Regions from separate parts of the Mus musculus genome. Here region 1 is linked to region 2. Evidence: chromatin contacts called from ENCODE Hi-C data. All regions are on one chromosome and are shown on one strand. Each heading gives the region's core, a stretch centred on a gene start or an enhancer-like site at or near the end of the contact. The rest is flanking DNA. Distances are from core to core; before and after follow the strand shown. Region 1 overlaps Mbnl2 (muscleblind like splicing factor 2). Region 2 overlaps Gm4681 (a long non-coding RNA gene).

Region 1 (4,816 bases), core at 1,365-3,864, 300 kb after region 2:
CACTCACCCAATGTACAACCAATGAAATAAAAGAAGCATTTAAAAGGATTGTGTTGCGGTCTTCCTTCTTGTTTAGACAGATGATTTATTGGACAGAAATGTTTTTACCTTGGTATAGATACCACTTGGTGACACCAAAGGACAAACTTCAGCCCTCAAGTAGGACAGAGAGAGGCAAAGATAGATAGATAGATGATAGATAGATAGATAGATAGATAGATAGATACAATGATGATGATGATGAAAAAGATAGATAATAGGTTGATAGATAATAGGTAGGTAGGTAGGTAGGTAGGTAGGTAGATAGATAGATAGATAGATAGATAAGTAGATAGATTATAGATAGATGATGGATGGATTAATAGGTAGGTAGGTAGACGATAGGTAGATAGCTAGATAATAGATGATTGATAGATGATTGATAAATAGATGATAGATAAGCAGATAGATGATAGATGGATGGATTGTTAGGTAGGTAGTTAGATGATAGATAGATAGATAGATAGATAGATAGATAGATAGATAGAGTGGGTAGATAGATAAGTGGGTAAATAGATTGATAGGTAGGTAGACAGACAGATTGACTGACTGGTTTGATTTAGCCTTGGGTTTGGCTTTTTCTTTTACACTTTTGTTTGGGGGTGGCACATGCCACTATGTACACACATTTGGAGGTAGAAGGACAGCTTGAGGAAGTTGATTCTGTCCTTGCCTATAGGCCCTGGATATTGCACATGCATCCACTGAGACATCTTTACAGCCCTAGATTTTGGCTTTAAACAACAAGAAAAATAATTTAAAGTGATCACTTGGTAAATGCTTTCGGCATCCTTTAAAATTAGCAACAACGCCATCCAAGTCCTTATGCTGTGATTCTGACTATAATCCTGAGGAAACGTGCGTCAGTGAGCAAATGGGGACCAGGGTCAAGAATGTGAGCTCCATAAAAGAAAGAGAGAGAAGAGGGGGGAGGGCGAGAGGGGGAGGGGCCATCAGCCTGTGAAGCAGACTTCTAGAAGGAGCTTAAATGGTTAATGTGATGTGTAGTTGAGGGGGACAGAACAGTGAATCTGTCGTATGCAAAAGACCTGGCTGTATAGACTAAGAACAGAGCAGGTTGGAAGGGAATTTGTGACTCTTGTGTCCACAAGCTGCATTCTAGCTAGAGTGTGCTCTTAAGACCACATTTTGTGCTAGAGAGTCAGCTCAGCAATTAAGAGAGCTGGCTGTTCTTCAAGAGGACCAGGGTTCAATTCCCAGGACCTATATGGTGGCTCAGGACCTACATGGCAGCTCTCAATTCTGTAAATGCAGTTTCAGGGAATCTAATACCCTCTTCTGGCCACCACAGGCATTGCATGCCTATGGTGCACAGAAAATACATGCAGGTAGATCACCCATACATATAAATAATAAAAATTAAGGTTAAAAAATAAAACTTGCTTCTCAAACCCAAGAGGATATGAAAGCAACCTACTTTATACATCTTTAGCATAAAATTGCTTAGGTATAAAATATCAGTTGTCTTATATAGTTCTTTGTTGTCTTAGTTAGGGTTTCTATTCCTGCACAAACATCATGACCAAGAAGCAAGTTGGGGAGGAAAGGGTTTATTTGGCTTACACTTCCACATTGCTGTTCATCACCAAGGAAGTCAGGACTGGAACTCAAGCAGGTCAGGAAGCAGGAGCTGATGCAGAGGCCATGGAGGGATGTTCCTTACTGGCTTGCTCAGCCTGCTCTCTTATAGAACCAAGACCACCAGCCCAGAGATGGTCCCACCCACAAGGGGCCTTTCCCCCTTGATCCCTAATTGAGAAAATGCCTTACAGTTGTATCTCATGGAGGCATTTCCTCAACTGAAGCTCCTTTCTCTGTGATAACTCCAGCTGTGTCAAGTTGACACAAAACTAGCTAGTAAAAACCCAAGAGGCTATGAAAGCAACCTACTTTATACATCTTTAGCATAAAATTGCTTAGGTATAAAATATCAGTTGTCTTATATAGTTCTCTGTCAAATATATTATTTCAGTTTTTAGACGATGTCATCTAAAAATTGTATTTCAGACGCAGTAACACATTCTTTGTCCTTTAATCAAAGGGTGGGGTTTTTTGCAACACAATAGAATTAGGGGCAGCCATGCAAACTGAAATAATATCCCACATGCAAACTGAAATAATATCCCAACTCCCTAGAGAATAATCTCCCCACTTCAAGTTCCCAAGTGTCTGGGAAATGGAGTAACTACTGCTGTTGAAGCCTTCCTTTCCTCTCCATGAAAATTACTGAGTCATTGTGAATAAACATGACTCACAAAGAATGAATTGATAATGGCTTCCCTCTGTTCCTCGGTGGAGGAGGCAGGGGAGGTGAGTGGCAGGGCTGGAGGTCCCAGCTCCAAACTCCATGTTAAATAGTCTGTGTAAATTTCCATCAAGTCTGCCCTGCAGCAATGAAGAGAGTTGCCAATAACCGACAAGCGATTCCAGCTGCTGCAGAGATTCTTGACTCAGAGCACAGCAAACGCACAGTGTTCTGTACACTGGGACTCTAGGTCACCTGTGCTTTCCCACGTCTGTCCTTCCAGGTAAGGAGATCCCCAGCTGCACCCAGCACCTATGCCTGGCACATCTTACATGCCTACCCGGCCAGCGCACACTCCAATTTCCTCTTTTGTTTCAGTTCCCTTAATAACTGCCTGCCATCTGGAGGTGTCTTCCTGGGGCATTCCATGTGACGTTCACATGTGCTGGTTGGCTTGATTTTTAGTAAGGTCATTTCAGATACTCCTCACACTGATCTGTTCTCATGAAGTTCGGTAGAATAGTGGCTGGTTTGGTTCACATACATTCTACGCCTTTTCTAGCTTTACAGAGGATCCCTTAGACTCACCAGTGGAGGAAAAGCAAAACCTCATAAAAATTAGGCAACCCTTTTATCGACTGGAACTTCAAGTTTTGGCTCATCCTAACTCCCCGGCCCATGTTGGAATGAACTTGCTCTGTGGTATTCTTTAAGCTACACTTTCATATTCTAAGTACAGAATTTATGTAGCTTTAAAGCAAAATGTTCATTTAAAATTTTTTTTTACTTCAAATAAATGGGTATTCTTCCCTGTCATAATTATACACTGTAAGAAATACTTTGTAGTTATAACTACAAAGTACTATTAGAGATTCAGGACAGAGCTTAATTCTTTATTAGGACCAGAAGTGCCTTCTCTCCGGGGTATCCCAGCTTTGTTTAGCTTTTGTCAAGTTCCATATGGTTCTGCTAAAATAAAGCAGAATGAAATTCATTGAGTTTAGCCCAATAATGATGTTTCATGAAGTCATGAGTAGCCAGACTCATATATAGTCCCTGAGAGATGTAATTTGAAAGCCCAAGGAAAACAGCCAGAGAGAATAAATTTCTGTATAAAGGTCACAAAAGGTAACACATGGAAGGCATTCCACTAAAATCCAATTCTGTCCAGAGAGGGTGAAAAAAGTTGGATATCACTCTTGTTTGCTTTTATGTCCTGACTCTACTGTGGATCTGTCCAGGCCTTTGGCTTATGTAAGCAGAAAGCAGTCAGATTGGTTCTTGCTGCATACCAAAACAATAGAAATGGGGTCAGTCCTTCTCTTCTGCTAGAAAACTCTTCTAAGCACACAAGTCAAGTGCTGTGTTTGCCAAGGCTTCCCCTTCTCTGACCTCCACTGAGCCCTCAAATTGAGAGATGGAAACCTGTGCATGCATTGAAATATGAAATGCATATTTCTACTTACAAAGGTAGAAAATGTATCCAAAGTAACTTGACAGTTTAAAGAACGCTAGGACGGACAGAGCACTAGCTGTGTCCAGATAAATTGATTAGGTTTATGGAGATGTACCAAACAAAGCGCATAATAAATGCATATCTAGGACTCTGACATATTTATATGAAATACGATCCAAACATTAATCATCTGTAACGATAAGCTTTTTGAATCACAGAAAGGAAAGATCAGCGTCTGCATGTCACACGAGTTTAGTGGCGAAGAGCTGAACTTCTACCCAAGTTTAACTCTCAAGTCTTCGTGCGAACAAGTTCTGAGCATCAGTTTTCTTTATCCTTAATTTGAACCTCACAATTCAGCCTATTTCGCTGAAGACATAACAAGATCTAAATGCGAGGTTATGCACTGACCCTGTGGAACAGGCCTTGACATGGGAAACTGGCCAGCCCTACGATAGTATTCAAATAAGTGATTGGGTTCCACATTGATTGTCTATCTCCTTGTTCTATCCAAACAGTCATTGACAGTCATGCGTCTTCTATTTCCTCAATGACAATTAATGCCAGAAGCCGACGGGCAAATTATAGATTTATAATGACAATAATGAGCCTCATTCTTTATGTGGAGTCCTCCAATTATTTCAATTCAACAAATATTCAGTAAGCCCAGACTAAGCATGTCTTACCAGTTCAGGGGACAGGGGCATAAGCCAAATCCCAGTCTCTGCCACCCAGAAGCTCTGGGTAAAATCCTCTGGGCAGTTCAGTTTCCAATAGAGGCTGCCCATCCTTTGTAGCCACACTGTTCCAACCTCTGCCTCTGATACTGTATGGCGTTCTCCTTCTCCGTAGATTCAGGTTACCTTATAAGGACACCAATCACAGCGAATGAAGAACCACACAGAGGACCTCATGTTAATTTGGTCACGCTTGCAAGGCTATCTTCTAGTATAGATGTAGTCCCAGGAGTAAAGATTTCAAGATGCATTCTGGGAGAACACAGTTTGACCCTTATCAAGGACATGGACAAGTTGTTTTGAATGTAGAATATTCAT
Region 2 (4,658 bases), core at 966-3,465:
GTCTTGCACAATCCTGCTTACTAGTTGATAATATTTCTGTGTCTTCCGCGAACACACAAACTATGAGTTATAAATACATGCCTAGAACAGAGCCTTAGTTCATCCCGGGACTGTCTGACATCCCCACCCGACCCTTCACTTACAAGCAGCTGGGCTGCACCTTTCTGGCATCCGGTGTGCCTGGCTGCGTGTTGAGCATCAGGTATGGGTGGCTGTGTTTTGAGCAATCCTGAGTTTCTTTTCTCCATTGCCCTACCTGGTATAAAATAAAACAGAGACCACTGAAGTTCTTACTAGTAAGGTAGATTGATTAGTTTTTGAAATTGCTGCAATCAAATGCCTGGCAAGAAGCACATTGAAGGAGAAAATAATTTTAGCTCCTGGTGTGAGAGTGTGGGTCATCGTGTAGGTGAACCAGAACAGCAGGAGTATAGGGGATGCTTGCTTACATCTTAACAGATGGCACACAGAGAGACTGGGGTCAGAAGTAGGACTGAGCTATGACCCAAAGGACCTGACTCCCCACGACCCCTTTTCTTCAACCAACCACAGTTTCATAATCACCCAAAGAGCACCGAACTTCAAGCCAAGAAGCATTCAAACACGTGAACTTGTTTAGAATATCTTCTATTGAAACTGTATCCTAAGAAAAGTGGCAGGGGAGACCAGAAAAGTGAGGGTAATGCTTTTGTTATTTTGTTATTAGTTTTATTATTTTGTTTCTTTTTGTTTTCTTTGAAGGGTGTAGGAGGAAGAGGTTTCTCCCTGCTGAGATGACAGCATCTAAGGCTTCAGTGTCCCCTCCCCACAGTTCTTCCCTGAAATCCTGTGAGTTCTTGTCCTAACAGCACTGCAGACTGGCAGAGCTCCATCATAGCTTACCATACTTTCATTCATTTATGACTGGCAAGGGCTGTGCATCCAGAAACTCTGCAAGATATGGTCTCGGTCTACACGTTGGCTATGACTGACAAAGGAGGTCTGATGACATTCATCACCAGGTCAGGGTGGACAACTTTGGGCTTCCTTGGCTCCTGTGCGGTATTGTGTTCTCATGAGCAGAGTCTCTGGGTACTCTGTGCAGACCGAGGAGAGTTCTGGAAGAGGTGCTAATGTATGCTTGGCAGTAGCTACTGAATGTGATAATCAGGCTCCGACTCTGCGGCGCTGACTCAGCTTTTTTCCTGCCAGGATGTGAAAGGTACCATCCAAAGACTGAGAACAGACACGTGGTGGTCATCTTGCTGTCTCCAGAGATCTATTCTTATTTGGTTGAAAAGCCCAGAACATCATCTATAAAATAAGAGGACGGTGCCTTGGAATCTCTACGGTGACTTTCAGTTCTTATCAGGTTTAATTGTGAAAGTTCCAGTTGAACTGTCAGAATGACAGCGATGCTTCATAACCCAGTGTGAAATAAAAATTTTTAAATACTTTTATGGGCTGGAAAATACCATTAATCCACATCCAGATTGGACAAGAGTGAACTGTCTCCCTCACTTCACACCAGGAGGCATCCAAAAAGTACAACTCTAAAGGGTTGGTCCAAATTGAAGAAAAATTTCTCTGGTGATCTGGACTATTGTTTCTGGGCCCTAAGAGGAGGGGATAACCCTGCTCCATCTTAAAATGTCAATCTCTAGAGCCTTCACTGTGTCTAGTTAGGAAAGACCAACACATGGGGTACGTTTCAACAAGTCAGAGTTTAAAACCTTGAAGGTCAAAGCAGAATACAGCTAAAAGATCTATGATCTTGAAGGAGCTGGAAGCTGGGGCTGCACTCTGGAAACCAGGCATTGCCACCCACCACGTCGATAGCTGGGCTTGAGGAGGTGTGGCGCCACTGGAAGACCATAGCCAGCTGCCCATCTCCACACCACTTCCTCTCAGTTAGTCCACTCCCCCTCCATACACACACTCCAAGCCTTGCATCTCTTAACCGGAAAACAGGAAGGCTCCTCCTACTTTTTAGGGTTGTACACAGACTTTCCCAGCGCCTCCAAGACTGGACGTGTACGTGTCCTTTTCTAGTCTCCGCCTTCCTCTTAACACTGGCTCAGTTGGAGCTCCAGGAAGTCAATGGTTTCCTTTCCTGAAGCGAGCTGGTAGCAGCCTGGTGTTGCATAACCTGCAGGATGAGCGCTGGGCCCCGAGGGAGCCAGCGCTGGCCTCGCAGACAGGCTGGCGCGAGTCCGGCATTCCGTCCAGCAGGGGGCAGCAGAGCTCGTCGGCGCCGCTGCGCAGCCCGTCTGGGAGACTGGAGCCATTACAACCCCTCCGGGAAAGGCTGGAGTCCTCAAGCATCCCATTCTCATTTGTGGAAGCATTTTTCCAGCCTCGTTTAAGCTAGGACACAGTGTTTCGGCAGCTGATGCGTAATCGCTTTGGTTTTTGGGGTTTTTTTTGTTTTTTTACTTTCTTGCTCTGCTTTTGTTCAGTTTTAAAGAGGCATTAATTACGTTCCTAGTCATATCAATGCGCACCAGACACCTTGTATTTCGTTATAGCATCCCTTCATCATCTTTGCTCCAATTTCCAGATGATAACCGTGCTATAAGTAACTGAAAGATGTAACTATTTCAAAACAGGGCTGAGACTGGGGCTGGAGCGAATAAGGAAAGGATGTATGGGTTGGTTTTGGGAGGTTGTTTTGTTTTGTTTTGTTTTCCTTCTGTTTTTAACAGTCTTCTGTCCAGACGTATTGGACATGATGTAATAAAAGCCCGATGTAGGTCCAGCGCTTTTATAAATGCTTGAGGATAGGAACTAAAATGATATTGGAAGATTTCTTGAACTGAAAGACAACATATAATTCAGTTTTTCCTTTGAGCAGTTGACCCAGGCACGGGTGGGGGGTCTATGATCTTCACCCCAGAACTGCTGGATCACAGCCTGACGTTCCTCAGCTCCCCAGACGGTTTCTGTGTGCTTGGAAGTCTGGGGAACAGCCTGGGGGGGGGGGGCTCCTAGTTTGCCTTCAAATTTTGGAAGGCCTGGGCTGGAAAGATGGCTAAGCAGTTAAAAGCACTAACTGCCCTTCCAGAGGTCCTAAGTTCAAATCCCAGCAACCACATGGTAGCTCACAACCATCTGTAATGAGATCTGATGCCCTCTTCTGGTGTGTCTGAAGACAGGTACAGTGTACTTACATATAATGAATAAATGGATCTTTTTTTAAAAATTGGAGGGCCAATATCTGAAAAATCTTGAGTGTATTTGTTTGACCTTGTTCGGAAGGGCAGGAATAGCTTCAGTATATATGACCCCTGAAAAAAGAGGAGATTCTCCAGTTCCCCAGAAGAAAAGGGAATTGTGGGTTGGGGGGGTGGGGTTTATCTCAAACCTACTGGCTTCATACTAGTTACCAGCAAGTTCAAACTGGGATGTCTCACCTAAAAACTTCTTCCCTCTGATTCTTATTACTTGTAAGATAGGGATGTGGTTTTTAAAACCCACTGGGTTGTGATCCCCTCCCTCGCCGCATGGCCGTATGTGTGTGTGTGTGGAGGGGTGAGTGTGAGTGTGGGTGTTTGTGTGGGTATCTTGTACAACTCATTCACGGATACAAACAGTGGCAAAGGTGCAGGGTGATGTGGTTTGCCCCGTGGTAAGCGTCATCACAGTCAGAAGAAGCTACTATCAGAGGGATCATCACAGTGGTCCGAAGGTCCGGAGAGACTCCGTGGTGTTAGAGCACAGTGCGAGGACAGATGCGATAGACAAAAGGAGGAGAGGGCAAAATTCACACTAGCACCCAGACAACGAAGGGCAGACGTTCCCCTACCAGACCCTTAAAAATATTGGTTCTTTCGCAGCAATGCTAGAGTTGTGAGTTTCAGACCCTTCGAGGCAAGCCCTTTGAGTCAAGCGGAACCAGCACAGTCAGGCCGAGGGAGCCCAGTCAAGCCTAGCGCCGGAACCGCAGCCTGTCTACGGCTTCTCGTCACATGGGCACAATTAGCCGTGAGTGGAAACAATGAGACAGCCCCAAAGAAGATCACAACATGAATGTGACCACTGGACCTCGAAGCGGCACTTGTCTTTTCAACACCATGTTATTAACCAGGAAGGCAGGAGTGGCCTCCCCTGGGAGGCAGGCGCCAGCTCCAGGCAGCCTGAGGCCCTGTGCTGGCTAGGAATCCTCCCTACGCAGGACATCAGAGAGATCAGCACGGGATGTCCGGTGGACCCAGCAGGCTCTCTGTAGCGTGGTGGGTTGAAGTCACAGGATCACCGAGGAGCTGCAAACTCAGCCAGCTGGCCTTGTCGCCTCCATTTTCATCTCCCTCTGTCTCCCCTGCAGAGTCTCAAGTAGGTGAGATCTCAGATCCTTGAGAACAGTCTAACCTTGGAGTCTGCCCTGAGTGCCATTTCTTAAGTGGTATTAATTATGGAAAGTGCATGATAGACAGTAACCCATTGTGTCAAGTCTGCCTGACAGTATGTTTTCACAACGTGACATTGGCCTGCTACTGAACAGCAAGGAAAGTTCAGCAAGTTTGAGCAGCCTTTGTGCCATGGATCACTCTGTCCTTTGGGGTAGACGACTCGGATAGCGGAACAGCCAGGGAAAGCCGCAGCAACAGCCAGTGAGGAGTGGGGAAGACAGCCATTAGCCATCTTGGCTTCACATGGTCTTGGTTGAATTGACATACTCA

What was found. Hi-C counts contacts between places; a loop is a spot of excess contacts on that map.
Region 1: a map of T-helper 17 cell shows a loop between it and region 2 (3-fold over the local background). The contact joins two enhancer-like sites. A Hi-C loop is called at or near these places in 2 of 37 maps with a recorded cell type or tissue (T-helper 1 cell and T-helper 17 cell).

Annotation. Positions count from the first base shown.
Region 1 is chr14:120,431,651-120,436,466 of GRCm38, forward strand. Mbnl2 (muscleblind like splicing factor 2) reads left to right here. Exons shown (of 8, transcript NM_207515.2): 8 at 1-48. Among named protein-coding and RNA genes, the nearest start is that of Rap2a, 44 kb to the right of the region's middle. Within about 2 kb of position 2,615, at least 2 of the 3 ENCODE cell types and tissues checked have a DNase peak (open chromatin) inside an H3K27ac peak, as active enhancers do.
Region 2 is chr14:120,135,841-120,140,498 of GRCm38, forward strand. Gm4681 (a long non-coding RNA gene) reads right to left here. Exons shown (of 7, transcript XR_001781467.2): 2 at 144-256. Among named protein-coding and RNA genes, the nearest start is that of Gm4681, 4.0 kb to the right of the region's middle. Within about 2 kb of position 2,216, at least 3 of the 3 ENCODE cell types and tissues checked have a DNase peak (open chromatin) inside an H3K27ac peak, as active enhancers do.